Linked DNA regions of Homo sapiens: region 1 is linked to region 2. A link is an interaction called in ENCODE POLR2A ChIA-PET data of the cell type or tissue named here. Cell type or tissue: endothelial cell of umbilical vein. All regions are shown on one strand. Each heading gives the region's core, and the rest is flanking DNA. Links, peaks and the distances in the headings are about the cores only. Region 1 overlaps NFKB1 (nuclear factor kappa B subunit 1). Region 2 overlaps NFKB1-AS1 (NFKB1 antisense RNA 1).

Evidence for each region. Peaks named below come from ENCODE experiments on the same cell type or tissue, not always from the same donor. Only the 100,000 strongest peaks of a DNase experiment are listed, where the experiment ranks them.
Region 1: POLR2A ChIA-PET joins it to region 2 with 8 read pairs; 7 of 35 experiments call an interaction of 5 or more read pairs at or near these places.

Annotation. Positions count from the first base shown.
Region 1 is chr4:102,536,603-102,541,991 of GRCh38, reverse strand. It overlaps NFKB1 (nuclear factor kappa B subunit 1), which reads right to left. Exons shown (of 24, transcript NM_003998.4): 5 at 4,036-4,134. Among named protein-coding and RNA genes, the nearest start is that of NFKB1-AS1, 37 kb to the right of the region's middle. In endothelial cell of umbilical vein, for the core only: no CTCF peak of the experiment used is centred there; no DNase peak of the experiment used is centred there.
Region 2 is chr4:102,418,017-102,423,405 of GRCh38, reverse strand. It overlaps NFKB1-AS1 (NFKB1 antisense RNA 1), which reads left to right. Exons shown (of 5, transcript NR_136202.1): 3 at 3,612-3,709; 4 at 4,047-4,142; 5 at 4,418-4,804. Among named protein-coding and RNA genes, the nearest start is that of SLC39A8, 75 kb to the right of the region's middle. In endothelial cell of umbilical vein, for the core only: no CTCF peak of the experiment used is centred there; a DNase peak (open chromatin) is centred at 2,665.

The DNA.
Region 1 (5,389 bases), core at 136-5,135, 120 kb before region 2:
GTTGGCCCCTGACTCTTTCCTGCTGTCTCCATATGACCGAGTATGCACTGAACTATCAGCGTTTCCAGGTTCCTCTCCAGGCACCGCAGAGTGGTGGCGCTCTCACAAAGGCATGACAGGAAGACAGGGTGTGAGGTTGGAAGGAGAGAGGCTGTAGCTGAGGAAAAGCACAGCCCATGGCATTTTACTGTAATGCCTGAACAAATGCACTTAATGAATATGTGGCAAATGTAGGCTCAGAAGTATCATTTCTTTCCTGTAAATGTAAATGCTCTCCCTCTGAAGTTCCTGTGGGAATGGCTTCTGGATTCTGGGGGTGAGTGTGGGGCCACCCTCCACGAGGCCTCTGCCTACCTGAAAGCATCATTCCATAGACCCTCCCATTGTTCACACACAGTGGACCTAACTCTCCACTTTCACTTTTTCTTCTGTAATAGTTTATAACAGTCAATAGAACTCCCACATTAGCTTTTAGGGTCATCACAGAATACAAAATGTTGAAGATACATATTTTATCTTTTCTATCTTTCTCCTTAGTATCCAGGTACACTAACTCTGATATTCTAACAGAAATTATACAGACACCATGATCACCATCTTGAAAATAAGAAATATCTACTAATAACCAAGAAAGGCACGTTTATAAAATAATACACTTGGACAATTCTACGTAATCTATGCGAGACAACTTTATAGTAGAAAAGTATGCAAATGGGTAAGGTTAAGGTTGATTCTTTGTTGCATCCACATCAGTGGTTCTCAAAGAGGGGTGATTTTGCCCCCCAGGGGACATTTGTCAATGTGGAGACTTTTTGGATGTCACAATTATAGGAATCCTATTAGCATCTAGTGAGTCAAGGTCAGGGAGGCTGCTAAATATTTTATAACGTGTCAGACAGCCTCCCACAACACAGAATTTTCAAGCCCCAAATGTCAATAATGCCAAGTTTGAGAAACTTTAGATGTATCTATCCCACTGTTTCCCTTACAGTCTCTCGCCGAGCAGGTGCTTAGTAAAGTACCACAGAAAAGACATGCACAATTTTAAAGGTCTTCCTGATTAGAAAGATGCATGGAGAACAATTTTTTCCTCTGCTTAAACATTAGAGGGAAAGGGGATTTAAAATTCCTTTGTAAACTTAAAGGTCATCCTGAGCAGAAATAACTATTAAAAGGGATATTTGGAGAAGAGCTCTGGAAAAAAAAAATACCTGGCCGTTGTCTCTTTCTTTCTCTCCTACCCATCCTTCCAATTAAGAATTTCTTGGATAAATAAAATTACTTCCTATAACTGTTAGGAACAGCAGAACCATTTCAATTTTCAGTGAACAATGACAAGCTAAGGGAACAATGACAGCTTGTATAGTCATATTCTCTAACCTCTAAGTTCCTCCTCCTCTTACAAGTTGATTAAATGCTTATAAATGGATACTGAATTAGTGAATAAAAAATAAATGATTTGGTGAAATAATGTGACTGTAGTTGAACCTGCTTTATTATTAGTCGTTTACATATCTATATTTCCCAGTAAGTACTAAACTCCTTGATATAGAAACTTTCATTCTACAAGAACATCTAATGCCCACTAAGTTGTTTCATTTGTAAATTATTTTGTGACTGAGGCAGCAATATGTTTTTGAGTAGATGAAACCTCTACATGAGAAAGATGTATGAAGACTGGGAATAAATGGATGTATAAAGTTTTTTCTTAGCCAATAAATTTATAAGAAAGTTAATGCCATGTGTTTGTTAGTATCAAGAATTGTTACTTAGTCACAAAATACTAGAGCAATAGAAGTAAACAAAATACCATAATTTATATTTTTTGTGCCAAGCCAGTCAGAAAAAACTCCCAGTTTTTCGCTTAAAGTTAATTCTTCAGTCATTATAGTCAGTGTCAATGCTGATAACATGTGTCTTTCAATCCCCTTCTCACAAATATACACATACATAAAGGCACAATATTTATACATGTGACACACAGACACATGTGTTAAAAAGGTAAGTGCTGGGCCTGGCTTCCCCAATACCTGAGTACCCATTGACCAGTGAGCCTCTCTCTCCCTTGTTTTCAAGAGTTATCATTCACCATGCCTTTTTACACCATTGTCTGCCCATAATTTGTCCCTTATCTCCCTGCCCCCAGTACCCCAAATGCACACATTATATCTGAGAGGTTCGGTGAGCAATAGCCTGCTGCAGGATATAGAGCCACTAGTCTTGTGAGAAAGGCCAGTTATTATAATTCCATTCTCTGAGTCTGTTTGGGTTCACAGGCATTGCACTTTTTACCTACTGAGATTTCTAAGAGATTAAAAGAGATAATGTTATACAAACCACTTGGCAAGTCTTTGGTGTTTAATAAGTGCAAATTAGTTCTTTATTGCTGCTCCTCATTCCTCATCAAGGTTCTAAAGGATGTGAGGCCATAAGACCGTGGTCTGCTTCTGTGGACTTAAGCCATCATATTTACCCGCCTAATTACCTTTAATAGAAAAAACATCTTTCATTCCACAATTGGAGCTAAGAGACTTAAAATGCAACTATGACTAGTAGTACCCATACTAAATAATGGGTGAGTTTCACTTGAAAGGTAAAGAACGACGTCACAACATTTTGTCTTTTGTTTGGGAATAAGGATAAGAAATTTAACAGGCCTGGGCCTAGAAGATGGATAAGAGGAAAAGGAAGAAACAAAATGCAAGGCTGGCAAAACCAAAGACTGATTTCTTTCTTTTTTTTTTTTTTTTTTTTTGAGACAGAGTCTCGCTCTGTTGTCCAGGATGGAGTCCAGTGGCACAGTCTCGGCTCACTGCAACCTCCGCTTCCCAGGTTCAAGCGATTCTTGTGCCTCAGCCTCCTGACTAGCTGGGACTACAGGTGTACACCACCACACCCAGCTAATTTTTGTATTTTTAGTAGAGATGGGGTTTCACCATATTGGCCAGGCTGGTCTCGAACTCCTGACCTTGTGATCTGCTAGCCTCGGCCTCCCAAAGTGCTGGGATTACAGACATGAGTCAACGAGCCCGGCCAGATTTCTTTACATCACAACTTTGCTGAGGGCCTGCTCTACTGAGCTTCATCTACTTACAAAAACAAACCAATAAAAAGACTGAGTCCAAAAGTATGTTACACCCTGAGGGGCACACACACATAGTGAGAACTATTTTGTCCAAGCCTTGAATTACTGACTAAATAATAACTTTTATAAAAAACTAAATTACAATTGTTGACTGCGTTTATCTGCAAAATGATTACCAGTCTATGTTTATCATCAGTCAGTCTATGAAACATAGCATATTATGAAATTAAAAGTCTCATATTAACTTAAAGAAAAATATTCTCAAATAAACAAACAGCCTGAACATGGTAAAAGGTATGACCAAATACACCACCAGCATGTCACGTAGCAGTTCATTCCAAGAGGGCCACACATCTGCTCAGGCCAAGGCCCTAGGGTACTTTCAGGCTCTCTATGGAACATGTACACATTTTCTCATTTAATCTCTAAAGGACCTTATGAAGTATATACTATTAATATTTTTGTATTTTATACATTAAGAGACTGAAGTTTAGAAGTATTGGTTAAACCTATTCAAAGCTACACAGCTAATAACAAAGTCTGGATCCAAATTCATAATCTTAAATAATATACTATATAATCCATACACTCAGTCACTTGTTTGGTTTTTCACTAAATCTCCAAAGAGTCAAAATCAACCATTTCTTTCAAAGACTTACTAAAGTTTCAGGAAGTATCCAATTTTTAAAAATATTTAAGATGATCAAGAAATAGTAAGTTTGTTAGCTAATGCTGAAGACATTTCTACTAAATTGAAATGTTAACAAAGTTTTAGTATCTGTCACTTCTATTGCTAGGAGACAAATTTCTATTTAAAAATTTTAATAATCATGTGAACACTTCAGCTTAGGAGCGAAGGCAACCCGTACTCATTTAAAGCAATTCCTTGGAAATCGTAGGAAATCAAAATTTCCAGAATTCAAATAGAAGGAGAGCTACCACAAACTTACTTTGACCTGAGGGTAAGACTTCTTGTTCTTTTCACTAGAGGCACCAGGTAGTCCACCATGGGATGGGCCTTCACATACATAACGGAAACGAAATCCTCTCTGCAAAGGTGAACGTTAAGCCAATTAAGTTTGAGAAATACTTATTAAAAATTACGGCAACAAAGGTACATACAAATTTTTAAATCTTATGTCTACTAAATGAGAGAAGAAAAACATGAAACTGTGAAAGAGGGCTCCGTAAACAAGAATCACTTTTCCCGTAATCTTACTACGAAAAATGGTATTAATTGATATTTGTACACTAAGATATGGCTAAAAAGCCAGGTACCTAAGCCCATGGAACCTCTCATGCTATGCATGTGTGGAGAGTAATCTGCTGAAGAGTTTAGGCTTTAGACTTAACATGTTACGGCTTGTTCTAGTCAGAGCTTCCTTGTCTTAAATTGCTGCTGCCAAGCTCTGAACTGTACCATATTAATAAAAGTTATGCTTCCTTGACTCTTACTTAAAGACATTCCTTTATCTACTCTGATTACAGCTGGTTCAGCAGGGACTACAGACATGTTTATTTAGATATACTGTTTCAGCGTTGTAGAACACACCCTGTGCTAGACCCTGCATCTGTTAAGCTTCTCTCAGCATTTCAGAGGATAAGATTTTTGTTTTTATGATTATTAATATGGTCAAGCTCAAGATTGAATATTAACCTACCAGAATGATTCCAAAACTAGGTAGTTCCCTTAAATACTATCTAACCCAGAAATTTTATAGATATAGTTAATTAATGAAGTTAGCTGGAAGCCTTCACTATATAAACTACTGTGGGCTGATAAACACCTAAGAAGTGTCATATTTTTTCATTTGTACAAAAGGGAAGATTATACCAGACCATCTTTAAGGTCTACTCCAGTTCTAACTTTTTATGATTTATAAAGTTAACTTATTCATATTTGTATACAAAGAATAAAACAAGGATAATTATGACCTCATCATCATATTAAGGGAGGTTTCGCTGTATTTCCTGATTCAACTTTATAATGATGTCAATCAATTTGTGGTAGTGTTAGTAGTTTATAACCACATAGTCGCTTAAGCAGATGATTTTCTTTTTACAGATTCACTTTTTGGTGAAAAGAAAATACGTTAAGATTTTTTAAGGAACATTCTCACCTTTTGTTTCTATTGTGGGACCAACTCTGCATATACAGCACTAGATCATCTGCCCATCAGCTCATCACACCCACTAGCTGCTGGTGGGGGTTCACTCCCTTACTCATTAAATTGTGGAACCCCAGCAAACATGCAGATTTTGACAGCTTTGAGCTCATGAACAAATGTAAAACGTATGCACTAC
Region 2 (5,389 bases), core at 321-5,320:
TGCTCTAATGACTAAAGAGCAAGAGATAAATTCATTAAACACATATAAACTGAACAAGGATTATGTGCTGGGAAAAATGTCAGCTGCTGGAGATACAGTGGTGAGCCAGTTAGACGCAGTTCATGTCTGTTGCAAGGAACATACTTTATAGCAGGATGCTTCCGAGGATCTTGGAATTACGTGCTTGTTCTTATCAAATGTGGGTGGATTAAACCTTGAGAAAATTAGAGAAGACTTTCTAGCCAGGTGACATTTGATCTATTTTTTAAATAAAAAAAAAAATAGAAGTTTTCCAGGTTGAGGTGTAGGTAGAGTGGGGAAGATCAGATATTTTACACAGAAGATACAACACATGTAAAATATAGGAAAGGCATAGCTGGTGTGGGGAATAAAGAGAGAAATTCATTTAAGAGTGTGGTGAGTCGTGTCAGAGAGCTCACCTGGTGAAGCAAAGTGGGTCATATTGAGAAAGGCCTGGTATGGCCCTTCTGATTAAATTTTCTTTTGTTGTTGATTTTGGTTTTTGAGATGGAGTCTTGCTCTGTCTCCCAGGCTGGAGTGCAGTGGTGCAATCTCAGCTCACTGCAACTTCCGCCTACAGGGTTCAAGCAATTCTCCTGCCTCAGCTTCCTGAGTAGCTAGGATTACAGGTGTGTGCCACCACACCCAACTAATTTTTCTATTTTTAGTAGAGACAGGGTTTCACCATGTTGGCCAGGATGATCTTAAAACTCCTGACCTCAGGCCGAGGCCTCCCAGAGTTTTGGGATTACAGGCGTGAGCCACCGAGCCAGGCCAAGTTTGGACTTAATCTTGTATGCAAGGGACAGTCAGCAAAAATTTACAAGCAGGACTGTGACAAAATTACATTTTGCTGTTCTTTAAGAAGAAAACCCAGGAGGATGATTGTGACAGTGGGGAAAAGACAAGTAGTAGGAGGATCAGTTAGCAGACTCTTGAATTAGCCTGGATGAGAAGTAATGAGAGCCTGAGCAAAGAGACGGAAAGTGGGGACATATCTCAGAGGTTAATTCTGAGATACAGTTTTAAGATGGAATCCAGAACATTTGTCAACCCAGTAGCCTGGAAGACTGAAGGAATGGTAAGATCATGAATCTAAGATGGGAAAAGAGGACCAGATTATTTGACAATAAGATGATATCAAGTTTTGTTTTGGATACTGGAATATCCAAGAGAAGATAAGCAGAAGGCATTTGGAGACTTTGATCTGAACCTTAAAAAGGAGAGAAGATATGCTGGAGACTCATTTTTTGGAGGCCGTAAAAAAGGCAAATGGACAGAATATTAAACAAATACTTAAGAAGTGAGGTGAAAAAGGCCAACAGAGATGTTGAATCAGCAAACCAGGAGGGGAACCAGCAAAGTTTCCCCTCCTGGAAGGGAGGAAGGATCAAGTACTTGAGGAATACTGCTGTGTTGTTGATCAAAGTTCTTTTAGTGCTTGGGTCAAATGTTGGCACATGTGATGACAGAGATAGAATAAGAACCAGGTGTCAGCTCTGCTGCTTGGGAAGTTGTCATTGATGGCTGCACCAAAGGTGGTACCATATGTGGTCTCGGGCCCTCCTTTTTGGTTCTTATCAGTCAGGAATCAGAGGGGAGTTAGAACACTCCCCAGATTGGTCTTACTTCTGAGAATGAGAGGCCTCTAGAACCTTGGTACATTACTTATCAAAAGTTGAAAAACATGAGGCATAATCTTTGCATCTTGGTTTAGCTCTAACTTTAAATCATTTTTTCAATTTCTGTGCCTGAATTTTATTTGCCTACTGTGTCTAGTTGAATATAATTTTTTGTTTTCTGATAAGCCGTACTCTGTTAGAGATGTTTTTGAGTGGATACGTTATGTAATTTTATGCTGAAAAACATTTCAAATTTTTCTAATAACTTCCTCCCCAAGGAAACTAAGAATTTTCTCTTTCCTCATCAGACATAAATATACAAGCTGACCTGAAAAAAGATTCTTGTCCAAATGTAATTTGTTTCCACAACATATTTATTCATTTAATTTACATTGGGAGGTATATTAATTATAAATACCCAGTTGTTCAAAAGGAGTCATTTAATTTGCATAGTCCCTTGTGAGCAGTGTTTGGTACCAAAGGATCTGGGCTCAATTTAGATGCTAAGTGGCACTAGGGTGTGGAGGAGTTAGGTAAGAATGCTTCTGGCTGAGTGCCCTGGAAAGATTAATATCCAAATACTGGATCATCTATCTGGATGAAAGCACTGATTGTAGATTCAAAGAGAGTAGAATGGCCTGGTGACCTGGAAATAATAACAGGGGAGAAAAGTTACCATAAAACCAAGCCAAACAAAATCCAGTCCAACAAAACCAGACACATGGTCTGTCCTAGAGAAGGTGGTATTAAAACAGGGCTTACAGCACTCAAAAATTCACTTCCAAGGTTTAGTCTTTGCATTCCCTCATTGCTAATAGCATTTTTATTTTTATTCCTTTTAAGTGTTAAGATCTATGTGATGACTCCTTCCTTCTCTTTTAAAATTAAGTGTTAATCAGCAGTGTAATTGAAGCCTTTCCTGTTTGGCTTATAAATGAAAGTTCTCCCTTGTAAGCATTTAATTAGGCTTTCCTTCAGATCATAATCTCTGTTGTGAAATACAGTGGTAATCATGCGACATCTACTGGCTTGTGTCTACTTAACTATCTGTGTTTAAGTTGTATTTTTCTTACTTGATAATAAGTACCTTGAGAGCAGGAAATGCTAGCTTTCAACCATCTATCCATCCATCTATCCATCCATGCATCCATCCATCCATCCACCCATCCACCCCCTCATCCATTCATTTATTGAACATTTGAGTATCTATATGTGTCAGGCACTATGATGAGCTTAGGGATAAACCAGACACAGTCTTTTCCCTCAAGGAGCTCATAGCCTAGTAAGGGCAGTAGTTCCCAACCAGGGCTGCATATAAGAATCACCTAGGCATCTGGGCTCCACTTCTAGGCAGTCTGTTTATATGGTGCTGAAGTCTGACCTGGGCATTGGTATATATTTTTTGGAACCATCAAGGTTATTCTAGTGGGCAAGAAGATTGAGAATCACTGAGTTAGGCAGCTGGGTCTACAATACATTGTCTTATAATTAAAAAAAAAAAAAAAAGAAAATACAGTCATATACTTTTTTTTTTCTTTTACTCCTAGAACCTAGTACAAGGCACAAGTTCTTATTACTTATTACTATTAGGCTTAATCACCTACTTCAATATCATTAGATATTCTGTATTATAATTAAATTATAGTAATTATTTCATTTGTTAATTGACTTTTTGTCCTAACTCAAAGAGACTTTTGGTGTCTATTATTTTTAAAGAAATAATGAACTTAGTTGTTGCCATATTTAGCTTTATAGTTTTCAGATTCTTGATTTTATTTGATGAAATGTCATTTATCTTTTTATGGATAAAATTTTTCTTGTGACATTAAATGCATTTAATATGTACGCACTCTTACTTTGAAAAATTAGACTTTTTTTCTTTTTAATTTCTAGTTTAGTCAGGTAGTTTTTGTTTTTTTTGTTTTTTGTTTTTTGTTTTTTTGAGACGCACTCTCACTCTGTCACCAGGCTGGAGTGCAGTGGCATGATCTCGGCTCACTGCAACCTCCGCCTCCCGGGTTCAAGTGATTCTCCTGCCTCAGCCTCCCAAATAGCTGTGATTACAGGTATGTGCCACCACGCCCAGCTAAGTTTTGTATTTTTAGTAGAGACAGGGTTTCACTATGTTGGCCAGGATGATCTCGATCTCTTGACCTTGTGATCTGCCTGCCTCGGCCTCCCAAAGTGCTGGGATTACAGGCGTGAGCCACCTCGCTCTGCCAGGTAGTTTATAAATTAATTATGACACAGGTAAATTATCTATTCTAATGTACATTATACATTTAAAATGGTAACTGCAACTTCCATCAAATGGCTATGAAATTAGACAATAAACTTCTGACCTAGGGAGAATTTGAAAGGGTTACTTTGGCAATATCTTGGCATTGGGTTTCTGTTCAATAGGGAACCCGTTGTTGCTCAGACACCCGATGTGGAAATTTTTCTTCTCCCTCAGTTCAAATGAGATAAAGATCCTCCTCTCCTCACAGTGAACATGAGGTAAGAGAGCACATGGGGCAGATTACTGAGTGCACAGATCAGCGAGCCCAACTGTAGTCATACTAAGAGAAGCCAGTTTTGGGTGAATAAGTAATTAGTGGCAGACACTGTGGTGTATTAAACATAGCAATTTCCTTAGAAATACTATTGATAAAAGAGTTCTTATGGTAAAATTTTGGCAGTGTTGGAACAAAAATGTAAAAATCTGCAACTAAGAATTTGGTATGGGAAAATAACATCTTGGCATATACCACATTTTCTGGGCTCCCTTGCAGGTCACAGTGTCCATGTAACTAACTCCTGGTTAAGAGGATATGGATAGAAGGCACATGTTCAACTTCTGGCTTCTGTCCTTGAAAAGTGTGATGATTCCATCCTTTGCTGTCTTCCTTCCCGCTGACTGGAATGTGGACTTGGTAGTGAGCTACCTTGGACTATGTGGATGAAGACAAAGATAAAAGGAACCAAGGACTCTGATGATTCTGTAGAGAAGAGGAACCGTAGCTGCTCAAACGTTCATGTGAAAGAAGAATAAACTATCAGATTTAAGCCACTGCTATTTTGGGTCTTTGTGATAAACAGTGTTTACCATATCCTAATTCACTATTCCTTCCATTTCTAGGTCAACCATGTTGAATTAAATATAGTGCTCTAACTTGCAATTTGGTTTTATGTCTTTTTATCTTTACCCATGCTGTTTTCTGTACCCGAACTGCACTTTCAAATACATTTTTCTCTATCAGCCGGATAAACTACTCATTTTTAAAAACTCAGATTATTACTTTCTCTGGGAAGTCTTCCTTTGATATTTCTATATAGAGAAGATAATCCTTTTATGCTTGCCCCCACTAGATCTCATAGATAATTACAATGATGACTCTATATACACTTTATTGAGCACCTACCACGTGCCATGTACTTTAAATTTACTTTACTTACAATAGGTCATTTAATCTCGCAGTGGTTTTATGGGGTGTGTATGTGTTAAACTCACTTTCTTTTATTTTTGTTTTTAATTTTTTTGAGATGGGGTATCACTCTGTTGCTCCCACTGGAGTGCAGTGGCATGATCATAGCTCACCTCACTGCAGCCTCAACCTCCTGGGCTCAAACAATCAACTCACCCTAGCCTCCTGAGGCTGGGACTACAGGTGCTCACTACCATATCGCAGCTGCTTGAAAAAAAAATCTTTTTCTTTTTGGTAGAGAGGGGGTCTTTGTTCCCCAGGCTGGTCTCAAACTCCAGG